Regions from separate parts of the Homo sapiens genome. Here region 1 is linked to region 2. Evidence: read pairs that join two places in POLR2A ChIA-PET (ENCODE). Cell type or tissue: IMR-90. All regions are shown on one strand. Each heading gives the region's core, and the rest is flanking DNA. Links, peaks and the distances in the headings are about the cores only.

Region 1 (6,372 bases), core at 1,828-4,327, 170 kb before region 2:
TAAAAATAAAAAAAGTGGGTGAAGGAAAACCCATCCACTACCGTTTCCTTCTTCCAGGCATCAGATCTCTCTAGAACACATCTCGCTTTTGGTAGCTTTCCAATGCCATCAGCTAGTTGATTTTTATATGTAGAGTTTTATAGTTGCTATCTGCAGGAGTGACCTATGATAGGAGTTTACTCAGCCATTCTCAGGAGGGGACTCTGTGATTTCATGTGTGCTTACCAAATGCTGAACCTGAGGACATATGAGATAAAAAATATTAAGTCCTTTTTACAGATGAAAAAACTGAGGCCTCATAGGTCCCTCTGGCTTAAAGCTCTTCTACTGTCTTCTATCCACATCCCACTTGGGTGAGGCAGAAATGAGATGGAGTCCACCATGTGGAGACTGGGGAGGAGCTGGCAGGAAAGGAAGGAACGTGAGATGCGAATGAGCAAGTCTAAATGTGCAAGTCCTTTGGGGCCAAAAAGTTATCAGGATGCACTGAAGACTTGCACCTGGTTTGTTTGAAAGCATCTTAAGACTTCTTTCTTTCCTTTTGATTCCTTTTGAGAATTCCCTTGCATCCCAGCTGTGCTAAGCAGACATTTGCCTGGTGAAGAGCAGAACTTCAGCAGAGTCTTGTGACTACCCGAGACAGAGACAGAGACCAAAAAATGTCAAAGTGCCTCAGAGATTATCTCTCCCTATCCCCTCATTTTACAGATGAGAAAACTGAGCCCCAGAAAGGTGAAACGATTTGTCCAAGATTGTTCAAATTTTCTTAACTTCCCATCCAACGCTCCTTCTGCCAAATAAGCATAAATCCTTTACATGCATATGTGATTCTCTCTCTCTCTCGCCTGCCCACACACCACACACTACCAGCAAATATCAACGCCAATGACCCCATTGCCCTCTGATGACACCGAGGGGAGTCTGTCCATTGATGCTGTCATTCTCAATCTTTTTTTTTTATTCCATGGTACATGCAAAATATGACACAGACCCACAGATACCCAAGCACACCCCAGTTAATGCCATCCATCAATGAACTGATGATGGAGTCCAGATACGGTATGTTCTCTATGGCCTTTCCACCCCTCACCCCTCAGTCCCCCACAGCACCTACCATAGATGCGAAAGGCATACTCAATCTTCAGGCTTGGGCAGGCCTGCTCGCTGAACACAGATGCCATGCCCAGCACATCCTCAAAGGAGAACATGCCTTTGTGGGAGAACACTCTGCAGATACGGTCTCTGAAAGGGTTGACCTGTGGGCGACAGGAGGAGCAGGGAGGAGGTCTATCAGGGTCGGGGCTGTGTCTCCCTGGGTCTCTCTCATCTATTACAAACACTGTGTCCTGGGTTTGAGATGAAGACAACAGCCACAATGTAAATATCGGAGTAGATGGTGGCTCACTGAGCCAGGACCCTGGGCATGATGGGGTGCCGGGGATGAATCTTGCAGTTGGATATGTGACTTCACAAGATTCCTGCAAGGATGCCACAATTGAAGATAATGGTTATAATGCAAATGCAAATGAACAAGAGATTGTCAGAGCTGAAACCTCTCCTACTCTAAATACGAGTCCTTCTCTATGAGGTAGAAATCATGAGCATCCAGGCAGAAATAACAAGAAGTCCTGCATCAATTTTCTTGTCCTGTGCTCAGGCGGGTGCAAGGCAAGCCAACAGGCTCACTGCCCAAGCGCATAGCCAGCCAGGGAATGAGATACCAAGCTTCTTTTCCCTGGGGACCTCCCCTTGTCTTTGCTAGTAGTGATGGGAGGGAGGTGGTTGCCAGGACACCAATACACTCCTTAGATCCATGTCACATGACTTATCTGCGCGCACACACACACACACACACACACACACACACAAACCATGTCTTATAGAGACTGAAAACAGGACAGTTGATGTGGTAGCTGCTGGTAGCACGAATAGTACCTATGACACAACATGTGAGCACGTTGGAAGATGCAGAGAAAATATTGCCTAAGATATACAGAAATAAGTATTTGAACAAATTTCACACTGTGAAAGCTTTGCTAAATAGTTAAATAAAGGTATAGATTTTCTAATGTGGTTTTCCTAGATTCTGTATGTGAAAAACCACATTTCTGCAAGCCACGAAAGGAAACAGAGACATGGACTGAATAGTAAATGAATGTCTTTAATAAAAACACCATTGCTGGGGAAAAGTGAAGGTACTCATCGAGGGGGGTGGCTGCTCCAGGATGGAAAAGAATTCTGGGGTGAGGATGCAGGATGGTAACACATGCCAAATGACTTCCCTGCAGGATTTCCTGCCGGGTACTGCAGTCAGGAAGGTAAGCCCAGAAATAACTAAAGTACAGCAGAAGGCATTGAAATGGTTCTTTTTTAAAAAAGAGTTAAAATATAGTAAAACTTGGCCAGGCACGGTGGCTCAAGCTTGTAATCCCAGCACTTTGGGTGGCCGAGGCAGGTGGATCACCTGAGGTCAGGAGTTCAAGACCAGCCTGGCCAAAATGGTGAAACCCCGTCTCTACTAACAATACAAAAAAAATTAGCCGGGCGTGGTCGCGCATGCCTGTAATCCCAGCTACTCGGGAGGCTGAGGCAGGAGAATCGCTTGAACCTGGGAGGCAGGGGCTGCAGTGAGCCGAGATTGCGCCATTGCCCTCCAGCCTGGGCAAAAAGAGCAAAACTGCATCTAAAAAAAAAAAAAAAAGTAAAGCTTATACAGTGATTTGTAATTAGAAGGAAAGTAAGTATGAAAATCTTCTGAACCACATGGAGGTTTACTGCTTAGCTCTTGGAAGAGTTCTTAAAAGAGCTATCAAACTTAAAGATGAGTTATATGTTTTCCTGGCACAAAAAGACAAGTGTTCCAAATTTGCTGACCTTTCCATGATGACAAGTAGCTATTGGCAGTGTGCTACCTAGCAAATATCCACCAAAAAATGAACTCAATTTCATTTGACTTTTCAAGGTAAAGGTGACTCATTTTAGCGTTATTGCTTTTCTAAAGAAACTCATGCTTTGAAGAGAATATTTTTAAAATGGGATTTTTTGTGGTTAAAAACGTGTATCACCTATAGAAATGCTTATATTACATACCTGGAAATATAGAAACAGACTCTTCTGACCTGTTTGGATATTGTCCAAATAAAGAATGTCAGTGGATTTTGAATCCATTTGTTAAAAATATAAAAATATAATACTTTCCACTTAGTGTAAGAGCCACTGACTGATGTAAGGGAAGACAGACAATTACTAGCTTAATTTCAATTGAAAGCTTTTAATTGGTGAATGGGGTTGAAAATGAGTGCCGTGATTTAAGACATATAGCCCATGACACATTTCCTCTCTTTGGATCAGTTACGACAGCTATTAAAAAAAAAAAAAAACTGAACTAGAACCACACCTCTGAATGGCTCTAGCTCAATCTTAAAGCAAGATTTCAAAGAATAATGAAGCATATCCAACCACATTGCTTTCCCTTACAATATTATTAGCTATATGTAAACAATAGCATAGTGTAAGGAAGAAATCTTACTATATCCATTAAAGGGAAAATTGTTTGTTAAATATTTTATGTAGTTTTTAGCTTGTCCTTAAATTTTTTTATTTTGATATTATATCAGATTAGTATAGTAGTAAATGTATACAGTTTATAAATGAATATATACATATGATGAGTACATGTTTCTCATTTTTTCATATTATTGCGGGGGATTTGTGATCTAGGCTAACCTGCTCATCTCACGGATGTGGAAATGAGGCCTGGGGAAGGGGAGGGACTCAGCCAGCAAGTGGGAGAGCCGGCCTGAGACCCAGGACTCCTGAGCCTGTCCTGCCCTATTTCCACTAAGGTGCCTGGTGCCAAAAAAAAAAAAGCAAAGGCCAAGCAGTGGCCATTAAAATATAGAAAACCTTGGAAATGGATCCCTCTAAAATTCTTACTTTAATAAAAAACATTTTTTGGCCGGGCACGGTGGCTCACGCCTGTAATACCAACACTTTGGCAGGCCGAGACTGACGGAACTCCTGAGGTCAGGAGTTCGAGACCAGCCTGGCCAACATGACGAAACCCCATCTCAACTAAAAATACAAAAATTAGTAGGGCGTGATGGTGCGTGCCTGCAGTCCCAGCTACTCGAGAGACTGAGGCAGGAGCATCACTTGAACCCAGGAGGCGGAGGTTGCAGTGAGCTGAGATCACGACAGTGCACTCCAGCCTGGGTGACAGAGGGAGACTCCATCTCAAAAAAAAAAAAAAGTGCAAAAACAGAATCTAGATTGAAGTTAAAGAAATGGCTCATGGCCCAGGAGAACTCAGCAGCCGGCTAAAAATGACTCTGTGACTCTGTGACTATGAAAGTGAGAGGCACGGGAGGGGGCCACGGGACCAGAGGCTGCAGAAGAGAGAAGGTCAAAGAAGATGGAGCTGACACGGAGCAACTGGGCTTGGGAAACAGTGAGGAATCCGAGTATGGAGCAGGGGACACTGTCCCTGAGAGGATGGCAGGGCAGATGTCAGGCCGCAGGGCTAGGGCCGAGCTCACCAGAGCTGCGATTGGGTCCTGGGGACCCAGGAGTGGCTAGTATAGTTCGCTGTAAGGCCTGGCAGGCACCTGCCAGGAGAGTGTCCCAGGGCTGTCTCTGGTCCAACAAGGTGCAGCTTCCTTCTCTCCCAGGGTCCCTGTCTCAAGGGATAGTTCAGGTTATGAGCCCCCCTGAGACAGAGCAGCTCCAGTCAAAGGGGCACCGATAGTGCTGCGGGAGAGTTTCTAGGGGCCCTGGTGGGGCAGCCTCATGCCCCTCCCTGCTCTCCATCCTGAGCTAAAGGCCAGCTCAGCCGGTGTCCTCGGATCTGGTTCAGTCCAGCCCCAGGCAGACAAAACAGCCAAGAAGGGGAAGCTGAAAGAGCAAGCCTCATTAGAGATCACAGGTCCAGTTTACTGGATTCCAGATTTTTGATGCTATAACTTTAATAGTCTGAAATCTGAACGAATAAATTTGGGGACCTATCCAGAGAGTTATCATCTGTATGAAATTTCACACTTTTTTAGAAGTCTTCAATCCTCCAGAGGAGGAAGGAAGTGACAGTTGACAAAGCAATGCTTCCATTTCAAGAATAACATGTACCCTGGTTTGAGGGCGTTTTGAACAAAGGGAATACAAACATGTCAGTACAGCAATTTATACAGGTAACTCAGTGTATGATCTCCATTTATACGTGATGAAACTAAAGTAGATGAAAATAAACCCCAAATTCTGGGAGTTTTTTTGGAAATAGAAACTACAGTTTATCGACAATAAAAAGATTGCAGTCCCTGCCAAAAAAACTAAAAGTTTTCTTTTTTTAAAGATCTTCTTAAAGTTATTGAACAAGAGATTTGATTTGAAGATGAAAGTCAGAGGAAAAATATTTGGACCTAGCTTAAAAATATCTCCTCACCATTTCTCCAACTAGCGCCTAGTCAAAAAAAGCTTTTTACAGTTGCTGGAAAAAATTCACACAAAAATACGCTAGTGACTCAATGATGATGTCATTGATGCACTTGGACTTTCAAGAGCTCATTAAAAAAATCAAACAGTATTAATTTATGTAAAATTTCTCATCTCTAAATTTTCTTAATTACTAGTGTTTTTGTTTTCTTTTTCTATTTAGACTTCATTTAGTGTTTTTATTTTCTAATCATACTTTATTTTGTGAATTGTATCTGCTACCCACTCTTATTAAAATAATATGATTGGCCGGGCATGGTGGCTCACACCTGTAATCCGAGCACTTTGGAAGGCAGAGGTGGGTGGATCACGAGGTCAGGAGATCAAGACCATTCTGGCCAACATGGTGAAATCCTGTCTCTACTAAAAATACAAAAATTAGCTGGACATGGTGGCGTGCACCTGTAGTCCCAGCTACTCAGGAGGCTGAGGCAAGAGAATCGTTTGAACCCAGGAGGCAGAGGTTGCAGTGAACCAAGATCACGCCACTGCACTCCAGCCTGGTGACAGAGCGAGACTCTGTCTCAAAAAAAAAAAAAAAAGATATGATTAATGTTTATTGACTGGGCGCAGTGGCTGCTAGGCATGGTGGCTCACTCCTGTAATCCCAGCACTTTGAGAGGCCAAGGCAGGCAGATCACCTGAGGTCAGGAGTTCAAGACCAGACTGGTCAATGTGGCGAAACCCGTCTCTACTAAAAAATACAAAAATTAGCCAGGCGTGGTGGTGAGCGCCTGTAATCCCAGCTACTCGGAGGCTGAGGCAGAAGAATTGCTTGAACTCGGGAGGCAGAGGTTGCAGTGAGCCGAGATCGTGCCACTGCACTCCAGCTTGGGTGACAGAGCAAGACTCTGACTCAAAAATAAATAAATAAATAAACAAATAAAG
Region 2 (6,372 bases), core at 1,386-3,885:
TTTTTTTTTTTTTTTTTAAGACACGGTCTCTCTCTGTTGCCCAGGCTGGAGTGCAATGGTGCCATCTAGGCTCACTGCAACCTTGAGCCATCCTCCCACCTCAGCCTCCCAAGTAGATGGGACCACAGACACCCGCCACCGTGCCCACCTAATTTTTGTATTTTTTGTAGAGACAGCGTCTTGCCATGTTTCCTAGGCTGGTCTCAAACTCCTGGGCTCAAGCAATCCACCTGCCTCAGCCTCCCAAAGTGTTGGGATTACAGGCATGCACCACCACACCCAGCTTAAGGAAAGTTTTCCATTCCATGGAGATGAGAGGGCTCACCATTGTCACCTCAGGAGCCAGGGCCACCTGCTGTGGCACCCCAGAGAGTGGAGAAGCCTTGGCCCTTCTGTAGGTCCCAGGCAGGAGAAAGAAGGGGACTCACTGGGCTTGACAAGCTGGGGACACAAGAGGAAGTGGCAGAGATTCTGTGGGAATGGCCACAGCTAATCTGCCCAAGCCAGCCCCATCGCCACTTCCTCAGTCTGTTTTCGCCACCCCCGTTCACGTGGACGTGCACACCTCCCAGAATGCTGAGCTTTGAGTTTGGGCCTGGCCATGCTAGGGAGTGACTCACCACCCAGCACGGAGAGCCTACTCCCCAGCCTGCCCGCCAAAAGGAGCGGCCTCAGCTTGTCCCCGCTAGGACCCTTCGGGCCTCCTGCCCTGGAGGTCATCTCCCCTAGAATACAGTGTCTGTGGAGAAGACAGGCCCACCTACTGGGCTGCCCCTCTCCTCCCACCAGCTAGGGGAGCAAGAACTCAGAGGAGAGCTTCAGAGCATCAGGGAGGGGGCGCATGACTGCCTGCTGAGCTTCCAGTGTACTGGCCCTGTTTCAACATCTGAGGAGCCGTGAGCCCCTCGAGCCCTCTCTGGCCCCTGGGTTCCTGTCTGTCAAATAAGGAGTTCAGCTGATGGCTGAGTTTCTTCTGTTTCAGCATTTTGGCTCTGTGAACTGCAGGGACAATAGCCTGAGGTCCCTCCAGCCACCTCTGCCTCAGCCAGCAGGACAGGTTCCAGACGTTTTTCCAGTAGCTTTCAGGCTGAAGGGGAGCTGGGGCCACGCTGAACCCAAGGGGGAGATGGCTTCTGCTCAGTGAAGGGAAAGGAGAAGGGGCAGAAAATGAGTTTTGCTGAATACCTGCCATGTGCCAGGTCATGTATATATCCTTATATCATGTATTGCTTCTGACAGTTTGTCAGTGTTGGTATGATTACCCTGTAACTTGTCCAGCCTGTGGGACTCAAAACTCTGGGTTTTCTCTGTATTCTGCCTTTTCTGAGTATAAATTCAAGCAAGGTTTAACCCTGGATCTGCCTTAAGCCTCAGAGTCCCCATCTAAAATGAGGATCCTTGTTGTAAGGCTTAACGGGACAGTCCCCATGAAGTGTCCTATGAATTGTGCATTTAAGGAAACATGGGCTGGGTGCAGTGGCTCACACCTGTAATCCCAGCACTTCGGGAGGCTGAGGCAGGTCAATCTCTTGAGGCCAGGAGTTCGAGACTAGCCTGGGCAGCATAAACAAGGCTGCATCTTTGCAAAAAATACAAAAATTAGCCGGGCATGGTGGCCCATGCCTGTAGTCCCAGCTACTCAGGAGGCTGAGGTGAGAGGATCATATGAGCCTTGGGAGGCTGAGGCTGTAGTGAGCCGTGATTGTGCCACTGCACTCCAGCCTCAGTGACAGAGTAATACCCTGTCTGAAAAACAAAACAAAAAAACAAACGTTGTTGGCCGGACGCAGAGGCTTATACCTGTAATCCGATCACTTTGGGAGATTGATACGGGTGGATCACTTGAGGTCAGGAGTTCGAGACCATCCTGGCCAACATGGTGAAACTCCGTCTCTACAAAAAATATAAAAATTAGCTGGGCATGGTGGTGGGTGCCCGTAATCCCAGCTACTTGGGAGGTTAAGGCAGGAGAATCACTTGAACCTGGAAAGCAGAGGTTGCAGTGAGCCAAGATCGCGCTGCTACACTCCAGCCTGGGTGACAGAGGGAGGCTCCGTTTCAAAAAAAAAAACAAGAACAAAAACAAAAGACAACAAACAACAAACGTTGTGAAGAACTGACAGCAAAGTGCTGCCCACCTTAGGGGTCACTGCTGTCATCCCCAGGCAAACTGGGGCTGGATTTTTGTTCTAGCCTGTGAGGCTGGGGTCTTTTCTGATTCTGCGCCAGGAGTCGAAACCTGTCTCCAATCCAGGATGAGAAGCCTGGCTTTCTGCCCCAAGGTACCTGCAGGCCTGAGCATCTCAGGCTGGGCAAGGCAGCCCATGCTGCTGACACCCAATCCCTTGGGCTGTCAGCCTGCCCCAGGCCCTCAGATACAAAGAGATACCATTTCCCCAGCCGGGAGCGCTGCCAGCCAGGCCTGTCTAGGCAGACCTACCCGTGGAGAAAGCGAAGACAACCCCTGTGGGAGGTGGGGAGCTCAGCACCAGCCCTACAGTCAGCTCCCCAAGAAGCGCCCCAGCCTTGGGGAAGGACAGGCCCCGAGGGGTTTCCCCTATGGACCAACTTGTTCTACCAGCAGGGGGCCCTCAGACTCAGGTGGGAAGTAGGACTCATGGAAATGTGGCCTCAGCTTCCATACCTGCCCCCTACAGACAAAAATAATAATAAAATAAATAATAATCCTTGCCTGAAGCTTCTGATCAACCTTCATGGCCTGGCAATAGCTCCCTTGTCCCTCCTAGAGGAAACTTGGCTCCTGGCCTGGGGATTCCCATCTCTCTGACTTCACTTGCTCTGGGCAGTTGGCTCTGTGCCCTTGGTAAGGCTTGACCTCTTCTCTCTTCCTTGCTTTGCCTCTGTTTCACTCAGTTGCCTCATGCAGGCCTTCTCAGGGGGCTCTTTCTGCAAAAGCAAGACTGGGTTCGAGAGCAGCCCTGCTGGGTCTGTGGCCCTTACCCATGTTCCATGTCCTGTCCTGGCCAGGGATCCAAGAGCCAACAGCATATCAGGCAGAAATTAGGCACCATGGGTGCAGTGGCTCATGCCTATAATCTCAGCAACTCAGGAGGCTGAGGCGGGAGGATTGCTTGAGCCCAGGAGTTCAAGACCAGCCATGGCAACATAGTGAGACCCTCTCTCTAAAAAAAAAAAGAGAAAGAAGTGAGACTCCAGCCCATGAGGTCAGGTGTTTCCTGACCTGGGGTGGAGGCTTCCCCAGCTCCCAGACTCCCTGTTCCATAGCAGGCGCTTTCTTTGCCCCACTGGTACTGGTTACAGCCTGGTCCCCAAGCCATGCCAGGCTCCAGGTTTCTCTCTGCCTTCTAAACAGTTCTGTCCGAACTTCTCCCTTCAACTCTCCTTTGCCCCTGCCATTCCCAAGAACCACAAGGAATCTTAACTACCCCTCTTTCTCCACATCTCCAGGAGCTGGTGGGGTCTCTCACTATGGAATAGGTTTGCCATAGCCCTGTTTTCTTCCGCAAACTCAGAGGCATATAGAGAAGCCAAAGCTGGACAGGGACTTTGTCAAACCTAGACCCTAACTGCGGCACAACCAGTGGCACATGCTCTGGGTGCTGCGGGGGAGGTACAGGAACCAGAGGACTCCCCCGCCCTTTGGGAGCTGAGGCTCGCTACAGAGATGAGCCAATGGCAGTGCAGGGCTGTGCACTGCAATCTGACTGCCCTGGAAAGACATTTCAAGGAAAGGCATTTAATAAAAAGAAGTCCCGAGTCTTGCACTTTAAAGACATCCACTGCCTATGCAGGATATGCTGCAGTGGGAGCAGGTCGGTGGCCCACAGGAAACGGCTCTGGGACTGTGTTGACTTCAGTCAGCACATGATGTTACTGATGCATTTGGAGCTGTGTCAACGAACCCAGGGTGTCAACATGAGGGAGGGCCACGCCTTGCTAGCCTCAGTCTGGGCCAGATCACATGCTCTTGGCTCTGGGCCTGGGTACACCAGAGTACTTCCAGAAGTCAGTGGCCAGGGGTGAAAGGTTAGGAGAGGCTGGAGCTGTTTAGCCAGGAGATGAGAAGATTCAGAAGAAGGTCAACAAGTCCCCAGGTACCTAAAGGGCTTTCAAATGAAAGATTAGACAAGATTCCACAGACCTAACCAAGCCCAGCAAAGACGAAATTCAAGACAGAGAATTTTCATGCACAGATGGCAGACAGTTCAGAGTGATTGGTGGTTAAGCTGCCCAAAGCACTATGCCACAAAGGATTCTGGGCTTGTGTCTAGGCTCATCGGGGAAGTATGTCATAATCAGTCATCACCATCTGCCGGGTGCTGACTGGGAGGTCATGCCATGAGTGTGATGTCTTTGCCACCTGCTTGAAAGTCAGCATTAGAAAGATCTTCCAAACCATTCAGGCTTTTTGAAGGTGAGCAGGTGGTCTGTATTAAGTCATTTCCCAGGACCCAAATACTCCTGTAGACCAGAGGTTCTTGATATTTTTCATGCCATGGGACTCTTTGACAGTCTGGCACAGCCTATGGACCTCTTCTTACAGTAATGTTTTAAAACGTGTAAATAAGACCAAGGATTGGGCCAGGCACGGTGGCTCACGCCTGTAATTCCAGCACGTTGGGAGGCTGAGGAGGGTGGTTCACAAGGTCAGGAGATTGAGACCATCCTGGCTAACACGGTGAAACACCGTCTCTACTAAAAATACAAAAAAAAATTAGCCAGGCGTGGTGTCGGGCGCCTGTAGTCCCAGCTGCTCAGGAGGCTGAGGCAGGAGAATGGCGTGAACCCGGGAGACGGAGCTTGCAGTGAGCCGAGATCTTGCCACTGCACTCCAGCCTGGGCGACAGAGCGAGACTCCATTAAGAAAAAAAAAAAAAAAAGACCAAGGATTACAAAAGAAGTCAATTAAATTGAAATACAGTTATCAAACACTTAAAAAAGCAAATTCGTGATATAGAATATATATAGATATGCTTTTTTTTTTTTTTTCTGAGACAGGATCTTGCTCCATCACCTAGGCTGGAGTGCAGTGGTGCAATATCGGCTCACTGCAGCCTCTGTCCCCCAGGTTCAAGTGAGTCTCATGCCTCAGCCTCCTGAGTAGCTGGGATTACAGGCTTGTACCACCACGCCCGGCTAATTTTTGTATTTTTAGTAGAGACGGGGTTTCACCATGTTGGCCAGGCGGTCTCGAACTCCAGACGTCAAGTGATCCACCCACCTCAGCCTCCCAAAGTGTCGGGATTACAGGCGTGAGCCACTGCGCCCAGCTATATAGAAATGCTTTCTACTACATTGTTATAAGTGGGTCTGACTACTGTAATGTTCATGAGTGATGAGTGTAAATGATACCTCACGATATATACAATGACTGTAATGTGATCATGAGAGTATCTGTGATTTCTGTGCATTACAGAGGCACAGACACAGTGACTTGAGGAAATGCCAAGTTAAAACTCCTTGAGGTGAAGACTGACCCCTTTGAGAGGGAGCCCCACTCTGGGGCCGGGTCACCCAGGTCTGGGCCTCTTGACATTGAGAGGTGTGAGCCTCTTCACTAGCACCAGGGTAGGATGCTGACAGGGTCTGACCTTCCCTCTCTCTCCTACAGATGGGCGGACAATTTCATGGCCGAGGGCTGTGGAGGGAGCAAGGAGCACAGCTTCCAGCATCCCTTCCTCCAGGTATCTGGCCCTGTCCCTCCTACCTCCTGTCTCCCGGGCCTCAGACCAGGCGCCACCCCCGGCCATGAGGCCAGGCTGTTTCCTGACTTAGGAGTGGAGGTGTCTCCTGCTCCCAGAAGAGCCATCCACTTCTCTCTTTCCCTCCCCAGAGCAGAATCCAAGGTTTAGAATAGGGCAAAGAGCACCATCCTCTGCGAAAGTCCTGGCAAGTGGTCATGTCCTCACCACATCCAAGTCAGGACACGTGGAAAACATCAGCCCTAGTGACAAAAGTCAGCTCTCTATCCACTGGGAGCCCAGACCCCAATTGGGACAGGGCAGACACCATAAATGGAAGACACTGTTCGTTGAACTGAGAATCAGGAGACTCAAATGTCAGCCCCAGCTCTACCAGCAACTTGCTTTGTGGCCTTACATAAGTCTTTGAGCCTCTCTTGGGTCTAGGCTTCTCCACCTGCGATTTGACTAGGGGTTGGCCTAGATGGATGGTTTTCAGACAGGGCTCTGCACAGCCTTAGGGTTCATCAGGATGTATGGGGGCTTTGGGGCAGACCTAGGAGGCTGTCTCTAGCCTCCATGGCAGCTCTGCATTTGTCTATTTTACATATTGGGGTTCTGGGTAAGCTCTTGTTTGACAAAAGTTTGCATTAAAAAAAATAGTTAAAGATGATCCCCGAGATCCCTTCCAGCTCTGAAGTCCTCGGGT

The links. Peaks named below come from ENCODE experiments on the same cell type or tissue, not always from the same donor. Only the 100,000 strongest peaks of a DNase experiment are listed, where the experiment ranks them.
Region 1: POLR2A ChIA-PET joins it to region 2 with 5 read pairs; 5 of 35 experiments call an interaction of 5 or more read pairs at or near these places.

Annotation. Positions count from the first base shown.
Region 1 is chr2:26,594,062-26,600,433 of GRCh38, forward strand. It overlaps CIB4 (calcium and integrin binding family member 4), which reads right to left. Exons shown (of 7, transcript NM_001029881.3): 4 at 1,115-1,256. Among named protein-coding and RNA genes, the nearest start is that of CIMIP2C, 35 kb to the left of the region's middle. RefSeq lists an enhancer at 4,107-4,607. In IMR-90, for the core only: no CTCF peak of the experiment used is centred there; no DNase peak of the experiment used is centred there; H3K27me3 peaks cover 313 bases.
Region 2 is chr2:26,768,658-26,775,029 of GRCh38, forward strand. It overlaps SLC35F6 (solute carrier family 35 member F6), which reads left to right. Exons shown (of 6, transcript NM_017877.4): 2 at 5,594-5,666. Among named protein-coding and RNA genes, the nearest start is that of SLC35F6, 7.6 kb to the left of the region's middle. In IMR-90, for the core only: a CTCF peak has its summit at 2,625 (motif pointing right); a DNase peak (open chromatin) is centred at 2,804; H3K27ac peaks cover 914 bases.